Linked DNA regions of Homo sapiens: region 2 is linked to region 1. The links are chromatin contacts, found by Hi-C in ENCODE. All regions are on one chromosome and are shown on one strand. The core of a region is the stretch at or near the end of the contact, and the rest is flanking DNA. Distances in the headings are between cores, read along the strand shown. Region 1 has its middle 27 kb from the start of LINC01714. Region 2 overlaps LINC03154 (long intergenic non-protein coding RNA 3154).

Region 1 (5,031 bases), core at 1,576-4,075:
GCAAGATTTTTAATATTATTTCAATTTCTTTAATAATTGTAGGACTATTCAAGCTTTCTATCTCTTCTTGAGTCAGCATGATTATATTTTTCTAGAAATTTGTCTATTTCATCTAATTTTCAAATATATCAGCATAAAACTGTTTATTCCTTTATTTTTAAAATCTCTGCTGTATTTGTAGTTAAAAACCTTCTGCTGAGTTTGTAGTTAAATATTTGTGCCTTTTTTTTTTGATCAATATAGCACCAGAGATAGGTCTATTTTATTAGTCTTTTCAAAGGGCCAGCATATGGCTTTGTTGATTCTATCTACTGTATGGTATTATTCTCCCTATTAATTACCTGCTCTTTTTTTATTACCTTCTCCCTTTCCTTTATTTGGATTTATGTTTTTCCCCCATTACTTTGTTAGTTGAAGTTAACTTACTACTTTTCAGACTGTATTCTTTGCAAATATATGTATTTAAAACTATGCATTATAGCTTTCACTATAATATGCTAGTTCTAAATAATATTTTAAAAATTATTGTTCTGAGTATTTCTAGATTTGTATGATTTGAGCCATGATTTAGAATTCTGTTTTTAAATTTCAATACACAAGAACTTCATAATTTATCTTTTTTGCTATTGACTTCTACTTAATCACATTTTGTTTAAAAAATGTGATGGATGTGATACTAATTTTTTGAAATTTGTTGAGATGTGCTTTATGACCTCAGATCTGATTAATTTTTGTAACCATTCCATGTGTCCTTAAGAAGAATGGGCCGGGCACAGTGGCTCATGATTATAATCCCAGGACTTTGGGAGGCCGAGACAGGCAGATCACGAGGTCAGGAGATCGAGACCATCCTGGCTAACATGGTGAAACCCCGTCTCTACTAAAAATACAAAAATTAGCCAGGCATGGTGGCGGGCATGTGTAATCCTAGCTACTCGGAAGGCTGAGGCAGGAGAATCACTGGAACACGGGAGGCGGAGGTTGCAGTGAGCCGAGATTGTGCCACGGCACTCCAGCCTGGGCGACAGAGCGAAACTCCATCTCAAAAAAAAAAAAAAAGAAGAATGGATATTCTCTAATGATTGCTTTTAGAGTTTTACATATGTTCATTACATCAAAGTAGTTAATCAAATTTTTCAAATATATTTATTTATTCTTTTTTTTTTTTTTTGAGATGGAGTCTTGCTCTTGTCATCCAGGCTGGAGTGCAATGGCATGATCTAAGCCTTCTGAGTAGCCAGGATTACAGGTGCCTGCCACTATACTCGGCTAATTTTTTTGTATTTTTAGTAGAGATGGGGTTTCACCTTATTGGCCAGGCTGGTCTTGAACTCCTGACCTCTGGTGATCCACCCGCCTCAGCCTCCCGAAGTGCTGGGATTACAGGCATGAGCCACTGTGCCCGGCCTATTTATTGATTCTTTTTTGCTGCTTGACCTACTGATTATTGAGAAAAAAAATTGGTGGATTTGTCCATTTCTATTACTTTTTTTTTTTTTTTTTAAGACAGATTCTCACTCTGTTGCCCAGGCTGGAGTGCAGTGGCACGATCTCGGCTCACCGCAGCCTCCACCTCCTGGTGAGGTGAAAGTTTGCCAGCTGGAACCTTCCAGCAATTCTCCTGCCTCAGCCTCCCAGGTAGCTGGGATTACAGGCATGCACCACCACACTTGGCTAATTTTTGCATTTTTAGTAGAGGTGGGGTTTCACCATGTTGGCCAGGCTGGTCTCGAACTCCTGACCTCAGGTGATCTGCCAGCCTCAGCCTCCCAAAGTGCTAGTATTACAGGTGTGAGCCACCGTGCCCGACCTCTATTACTTTTTTATGTATATGGTGTGAGACATTTTTATTAGGTGCATATACATTTAGAATTATTATGTCTTCTTGGTGACACGAAAATTTCATTTTCATATAGGAACCTTTTCTGTCTTAGAGTCCTTGTGTGTGTGTCATACTGATGTAGTTATGCCAGTTCTCTTTTGTTTAATATATTTTTGGTGTCTTTTCCCCACCTTTTGCTTTCAACTTTTCCATGTCCTTTTGCTTTAGATGGCTCCCTAACAGGGTTTATCCAAGGATGATAATGTCTGCTTTTTAACTCAATGAGTTTGACCCATTTATATTTTGGGGGACGATGAATACTGTGATACGTAAGTTTCCAACATCTCACTGTAGGGGATACTGGAAAGTATGAGCGTCAAGATCATGTATCTTTTCCAGGAATCAAAGCACGTAGTGTGGCAATTCAGATATGTTGGTTGCCTTGACTCTTCTTCAACAGAATTAACAGTTTTGGATCTTGAGAAAATGTTATTTTCTGGCTAAGTATAGGGGTAAAATGAAATCTTTGGGAAATTAGTGAATTCTCATGATTTCTCAAAGCTTTTCTTGGGTAACTCCAAGAGGCAGCCTGGTGGAGTGAAAGCATGGACTCCAGTGCCCCATTCTCTAGCTGCGTGATTTGGAGTAAATTCCTTATCTCAGTGACTCTGTGTCTCCATCTTGAAATTGAGAATAATCACACCGGCCTGAGATTTTTTTACCATGTGAATGGAAGCACGTGGCACATAGCAGGGACTGAATGAATGTGCCCATGTCCGCTCTCCCTCCTCTTTCTAGGGCTGCGGCCTTGGTGATGTCAAGAACATTTTGTAAATATTACAAGTAAGATAAGGCATTGTGACTATTACTCGTTAAAATCACTTTGTTTCCTGACTTAGGTGATTCACTGCAACCCAGAGAAAGTTTTGTGTTGTGTTCTGGCTGGCGAAACTTCTGCAAACAACGAATGCTTCTTTTCATCAGCCTATTCTGCGTTGGTTGGTAGGATGTCAGTCTATAACCACATCAATTTCAGGTAATAACAAGTGTGTGAGCTTTCTGAAGCTTTTTGTTTACTTATTTGTTTTAGGGTTGTTCAAGTGTGACTCATGTAGTAGCACTGCATTCTTGAGAATTCACAGAGATCGAAACACAGATATGAAACAGGGCCAGAAAGAATAAGGCGTTCCCAATATATGAGAGTAAAAAAAAAGCACAAGAAAGCGAAAGCATTCAATGTCTGCATCCTGTATAGATGAGAAACTTAGCAGTATCCTCTTTTCTTTTTGGACCAATCATATGCTGATAAAACAGGGTCTCGCTGCTTTCCCCCCATTTTTAACATCTTCAAACATTCTGAGAGCCTACGGGAATAGAGGCAAACAGGTTTGATGTGACTGGTCATTTGGCCAAAGGTATTTTACTCTGCGCTCAGCATTTTGTTTCGTTCATGCTCTCTAGCAGTTTGGAATCTAAAAAGGAAAGATTAGATAGAGGAAGTGTGAAAATGCATACGCAATGTGGGAAACCAGGCCATGAACTTGAGTTTTTAAATGCATGGTATAAGGCCGGGCTCAGTGGCTCACGCCTGTAATCCCAGTACTTTGGGAGGCCGAGGTGGGCGGATCACCTGAGGTCAGGAGTTCGAGACCAGCCTGTCCAACATGGTGAAACCCCGTCTCTACTAAAAATACAAAAATTAGCCGGGCATGGTGGCAGGCGCCTGTAATCCCAGCTACTCGTGAGGCTGAGACAGGAGAATCGCTTGAACCTGGGAGGCAGAGGTTGCAGTGAGCCGAGATCGTGCCATTGCACTCCAGCTTGGGGGACAAGAGCAAGACTTCGTCTCAAATAAATAAATAAATAAGTGCATGGTATGGTTTGGCTAAGTTGGAAACCATGGGATAATCTGGAATGGTTTATTAGAGAGGCTAATGGTGGGGAGGTAGGTACCCAGAACCTTGGGCTAGAGATGACTGACCCTTTCTGGCTGTGTGATCTTGGGCAAACTGCTTCACTTCTCTGTGCCTCAATGTCCTCCATCATGAAGAGAGAATATAGGGTGCCTTCATTGTAGGGTAGTTGTAAGGATGAAAGGAGTTGGTATATATAAAGTACCTATCTCAGTCTAGGGCTTCTCAGCCAGCATGCAGGGTATATGGGCTTCAAATGGATGAAAAAGGTGCTGATCCCAGGTACCTGGCTGTGAGCATCCTCATCTGCTTACCCCAGAGGAGTGTCTCCCCCAAAACATTGCATTTTCTTTTCTTTTCTTTTTTTTTTTTTTGAGACAGAGTTTCCCTCTTGTCTCCCAGGCTGGAGTGCAATGTACAATCTTGGCTCACTGCAACCTCCATCTCCCAGGTTCAAGTGATTCTCCTGCCTCAGCCTCCCAAGTAGCGGGGATTACAGGTGTCCACCACCATGCCTGGCTAATTTTTTGTATTTTTAGTAGAGATGGGGTTTTGCCATGTTGTCCAGGCTGGTCTCAAGCTCCTGACCTCAGGTGATCTACCTGCCTCAGCCTCCCAAAGTGCTAGGATTACAGGTGTGAGCCATCACGCCCAGCCAAACACTGCATTTTCTATGAAGGCCATGATATGACAGAGCTCGGAGGGCACTACCAGGCCCGATTCTCTGGGCCTGAGGGTGCGGCTGTCTCGGCAGTCGACTGTATTGATGTGGCAAGACAAGGTCCTTGTTAAGAGTTTGAATTTGGGCTTTAGACTTCAGAGGTTTTCGAGCTTTTACTGACTCTGTTGGCAGCACAAGTATTCAACACTGTGAGCACAACTAAGACCAAAAGCAACTGAAGTGATTTGTGCCTCTCCTAATATCAACAGTTAAAATACAATTTGAATTAAACATGTGAAAGATTCTTCTGTGTAAAATTTGTACTAGGGGCTAAGTTCCTACGCCCTTTGTCCATCTCTCAGCTAGAGTAAAAAGCTGCCACACCTTGAGATGGGTGATTTTGTGGAGTGGCTGACTTTGTGCTGCCCTGCCTGTCATATGACAAGTGGCTCTAGGGGTTTGGACTGAATGTGCTTGGTGGAATGAGTAAGCAGAATATTGGTCAGCACGGAAGGTGAGATGGGCACACCAGGGCTCCTGATGCTGATCTTTGTACTTTTGTGTATGTTTGACAATTTCCATAATTAAAAGTTTTTTTAAAATGTGCTTGGATAATTAAAAGACTCGTATATAAA
Region 2 (5,031 bases), core at 1,111-3,610, 100 kb after region 1:
CTTAGCAATTTTTTTTTGAGATGGAGTCTTGTTCTGTCGCCCAGGCTGGAGTGCAGTGGTGCAATCCCTTTATTTATGTATTTATTTATTTATTTGAGACAAGGACTCGCTGTGTTGCCCAGTCTGGAGTGCAGTGACGCGATCTTGGCTCACTGCAACCTCCGCCTCCCGGGCTCAAGCAATTCTCCTGCCTCAGCCTCCCAAGTAGCTGGGATTACAGGCATGCGCCACCACACCCGGCTAACTTTTTTTGTATTTTTAGTAGAGACGGGGTTTTGCTATGTTAGCTAGGCTTGTCTCGAACTTCTGACTTCAAATGATCTGCCTGCCTCGGCCTCTCAAAGTGCTGCGATTACAGGCATGAGCCACCTCACCTGGCCTATTAGCAATTTTTAAGAATACAATATATTATTGGCTGGGCATGGTGGCTCATGGTAATCCCAGCACTTCGGGAGTTTGAGGTGGGCAGATCATTTGCGGCCAGGAGTTTGAGACCAGCCTGACCAACATCATGAAACCCCGTCTCTACTAAAAATACAAAAATTAGGTTGAGCACGGTGGCTCACGCCTGCAATCCCAGCACTTTGGGAGGACTGGTGCATGGATCACGAGGTCAGGAGTTCAAGACCAGCCTGGCCAAGATGGTGAAACCCCATCTCTACTAAAGAAAAAAAATACAAAAATTAGCCAGGCGTGGTGGCAGGTGTCTGTAATCCCAGCTACTCGAGAGGCTGGGGCAGAGAATTGCTTGAACCCAGGAGGTGGGGGTTGCAGTGAGCTGAGATCACACCACTGCACTCCAGCCTGGGTGACAGAGTGAGACTCTGTCTCAATTTAAAAAAAAAAAAAAAAAGATAGCTAGTGGTGGTGGTACATGCCTATAGTCCTAGCTACTTGGTAGACAGAGTGAGATTTTGTCTCAAAAAAAAAAAATGTTATTAACTACAGTCACCTTGTTGTATAGTAGATCTCCTGAACTTATTTATCTTAACTGAAATTTTGTATTCTTCTTTAAAAATTGTCTTGTCTTTTCCATTTTATTTATTTCTTTATTTTAAGACAGCATCTCACTATGTTGCACAGGCTGGTCTGGAACTCCTAGGCTTCAAGCCATCGTTCCATCTTAACCTCTCTAGTAGCTGGGACTACAGGCAAGCACCACTCTACCTGGAATGAAATTTTGTATCCTTGGGACCAACTTTTCCCCAACCATCCCGGCAGCTCCTGGTAACTACCATTCTACTCTCTGCTTCTATGAGTCCAACTATTTTAGATTCCACATATGAGTGAGATCACGCATTCTTTATCTATCTGTGCCTGGCTTATTTGACTTAACATAGTGTCCTCCAGGTTCATCCATGTTGTAAATGACAGGATTCTCTTCTTTTTTAGGGCTGAATAGTATTCCATATATAAATGCCACATTTTCTTTACCCATTCATCTACTGATGGGCATTGAGGTGGGCTCCATATCTTGGTTATTGTGAATAGTGCTGCAATGGACGTGGGAATACAAATGTCTCTTCAGCAGACTGATTTGATTTCCTTTCCTTCAGATATACACCCAGTAGCGGAATTAGAGCATGACATGGTTTGGCTGTGTCCCCACCCAAATCTCATCTTGAATTGTAGTTCCCATAATCCCCACGTGTCATGGGAGGGACCCAGTGGGAGTAATTGAATCATGGGGGCGGTTACCTCCATGCCATTCTTGTGATAGTGAGTTCTCACGAGATATGATGGTTTCACAAGGGGCTTTTCCCCTTTGCTCATCTCTCATTCTCCCTCCTTCCACCTTGTAAAGAGGTGCCTTCCACCATGATTGTAAGTTTCCTGAGGACTCCCCAGCCATGTGGAACTGTGAGTCAATTAAACTTCTTTTCTTTGTAAATTACCCAGTCTCAGGTGGGTGGGTAATTTCTTTATAAATTACCCAGTGTGAGAATGGACTAATGCAGAGCATGTGGTAGTTCCATTTTTATTTTTTTGACGAACCTCCACACTATTTTCCATAATGGCTATACTAATTTACATTCCCATCAGAAAATATCTTATTAACGTATTTGTTGGGCTGCTTTCACATAGATCAGATGACGGTGACTTAGACAAGACAGAAGGTTTATTTTTCCTGCACATAAAAGCCCAAGCAGACATTAGGTGGGGCTGTGGGGTGAGTGGCTCTGTTGTGTGAGGTCAGCCTGCAGCCCGCCTCCTCCACGTGGCTCTGCTGCGCCCAGGGTGCTGTCTTCCTCTGCATGGTCAAAGGCAGTGCACTTGCTCATGTCCATGCTGCAGTCCTCAGAAAGGGAAAGGGGTCAAGGACAAGCAGTGTCTTTTCAGAAGCGTCCTGGGAGCTCAGGTCCACACTGGCCAGTGTGGGACCTCTCACACTGGCCAGTGAGAGAGGCTGGCCTTGTAGTCACCAGTGCGTGGCCAGTCAAACCCAGGGGGCTTCAATTCCAAAAGAAAAAAGGGAACTGGATGACAGGGAACCAGCAGCAGTGGCTGCCACAGACAGCTCTGCCGAGCTGGGAGGAAGCTGGAGGAGCGGAGCGGGCAGAGGGGCAGAGGGAGTGGTCAAGAGAGACGCTGAGGTCCCAACAGTAAGAGATTGTACTAGAGGGAGATCTCAGAGAAGGTGGGCACTGTAGGGCACAGACGGAGACCTTGGCCTTGGACAGGACGAAGGCGGGAAGCAGGAAAGAATGGAAAATAGCAGGAGGTTTGCAGGTCTGGCAGCCACCAGTAACAGCCATTTTCTGTGTAAGATAGGAATCCGAGTCTTCTGCTGTGATTGAGTGGGAGGGGGAGTGGCTTGGTGTCTGAGAAGGGGGACAGTTTGAAACAGTCCTTGCTAAGAGGGGTGATCAGGAACCTACTTGCTGGTGGTGGGACGCCACCCTGGGAATCTCACCAAAGCTTGGCAGGATTGAGGGGCAGGTGAAGTTGGTTACCATGGTATATCATAGCCCTGACCTTGGGGGCTGGAAGATTTCAGTTAGGGATGCAAAGCAATTCAAGTAAAAGTTTTGAGAAAGTAGACAACTGAGTTTCTCCAAAGTCCCTATGAGGACAGAAATGAGGATGCTTTCACTGGAGCGATGACACAATTATTTCAGTAAGTCTCCCAGAGTGCGGTAGAAGAAAACGCTTTGTGTTTGCAATAATAGATCTGGGGAAAAGGACTGATGAGAACCAACATTTCCATGAAGTCACACTGACATTTTTTATTCGTTAGACTTTGTCAACCAACGCATGCACTTTTCTGAACAGCAAGCATCATTCACGAATGCAGAACAAAAACAGATAGGTTTTATTGGTTTCAGAAAGACATGGCGAGATGAGCAGCAGGCAGCTTGCTCGTTCCATGCAGTGGAGGAGGAAGAGGCTGGGCCCCTGCTGTGTGGGGGCAGCCCGGGAAGGACATGGTCACCAGCCTTGGGTCATCAGTAATTAGTGAGCGTCACGGGTAAAGAGTTTTATAGTCAGTAATAGTTTTCTGTAAATGAAAATTGCTTCTCCTCACTGGGCAATTTAGTTATATCTAAGTTAATCCAGGAAAGTCTTATTCATATTAACTATGACACATATGAGTCAATGAGTGTCACCCGGAGACTTAAAGAGGAACTGGTGTCCTTTCAGTTCTAGAACAGCTGGCTGCAGTGGCCGGGTGTTTGGAGGTTGTTTATGCTGTTTCAGCCATCTCCAGGAGAGGCTAACGGGTAACTGGTGGTAGGATTGGAGTCAGGGGCGCTATCTTCCACCGGCCTTTCTCCTCCCAGATTGAACCAAGTTCATCAACTACATGTCATGTACAGCTGGAAGGGTTTCCTTTCCCTCATGGGCAACTTGTTTACTCATTTAGTTTCCACATAGAACCGGGTTCTGAAGAAGTGATTATTACAGTCACGGCAATAACTTTAATGATGACAACGACTTTTTCCTTCAATTAGGTCCCCACTGAGGTCTTTGGTAATTTTCCACAGGGAGATTAGTAAGGGAGAGGAAAATTTTCACCTGCTTGTAAAATGTATTCTGAAGTCTGAATATCTTCATGAATTTAAGCCTGTATTTTGCAGCATGTGGGTTTTCCCAGAAAGGCTTAGAACAGCAACAACAAAAATGTTGCCTTTTGAAGCCCGGTAGAACATATGCTATTTAAATTTAGACCAAGCTGGAGAATGATTGTCCACATACTCCAGTGGCAGCAGGTGCTCCTGGGCATCCCTACATGGCGACTGGGCACCCCTGCAAGGCGTCCCCAGGAGACGCACATGAGCAGTTTACTCCCCAGCTCTGCCCTGTCTTTTGTCCTCAGCTGGGCCATTTATTGATGATAATAGCACCGTGCATTTATGTAGTAACTTAGAATTCCATCACAGTGCCACAGCAGTGTAGGATATTTGTGTCGGGGGAAAAATATGACATTCACCATTTTACTATGGATGCAGTGACCCCAGCCATTCATTTCTTGGGGAGAATTAAGTGAACTGCATCAAGTCTCCGAGCAGGGAATGGAAAATGAGTATCAGTGGAGTGTGAGTTAATCTATTTGCCAGACGCTGTGTATTTCACTGGCTGCATTAACAGTACACATGAGTCACAAATACCATAGAGATAGATGCAGATTTTTTTTCTTTTTTGGAGATGGAGTCTTGCTCTGTCACCCAGGCTGGAGTGCAGTGGCACAATCTTGGCTCACTACAACCTCTGACTCCCGAGTTCAAGCAATTCTCCTGCCTCAGCCTCCCAGGTAGCTGGGATTACAGGCGTGCGCCACCACACCCAGCTAATTTTTGTGTTTTTAGTAGAGACGGGGTTTCACCATGTTGGCCAGGCTCGTCTTGAACTCCTGACCTCAAGTGATCCTCCCGCCTCGGCCTCCCAAAGTGCTGGGATTACAGGTGTGAGCCATTGCACCTGGCCTCTGTCTACTCTCTTAACTGTTCTGAGCCAACTTCCACCAGCTTTGCCCAGGGAGAGCCACACCTGTCTCAAGCCATGCAGGGGTACAGATCAATCAGTGTCAAC

The links. Hi-C counts contacts between places; a loop is a spot of excess contacts on that map. Pooled maps may share reads with other maps.
Region 2: a loop to region 1 is called in a map with no recorded cell type, with 9 times the contacts of the local background. The contact joins two enhancer-like sites. A Hi-C loop is called at or near these places in 5 of 37 single-sample maps with no recorded cell type and 4 of 50 pooled maps.

The regions. Positions count from the first base shown.
Region 1 is chr1:8,179,651-8,184,681 of GRCh38, forward strand. No RefSeq gene overlaps it. Among named protein-coding and RNA genes, the nearest start is that of LINC01714, 27 kb to the right of the region's middle. Within about 2 kb of position 2,826, at least 16 of the 41 ENCODE cell types and tissues checked have a DNase peak (open chromatin) inside an H3K27ac peak, as active enhancers do.
Region 2 is chr1:8,279,796-8,284,826 of GRCh38, forward strand. The region is part of intron 1 of LINC03154 (long intergenic non-protein coding RNA 3154); the gene reads left to right. Among named protein-coding and RNA genes, the nearest start is that of LINC03154, 23 kb to the left of the region's middle. Within about 2 kb of position 2,361, at least 4 of the 41 ENCODE cell types and tissues checked have a DNase peak (open chromatin) inside an H3K27ac peak, as active enhancers do.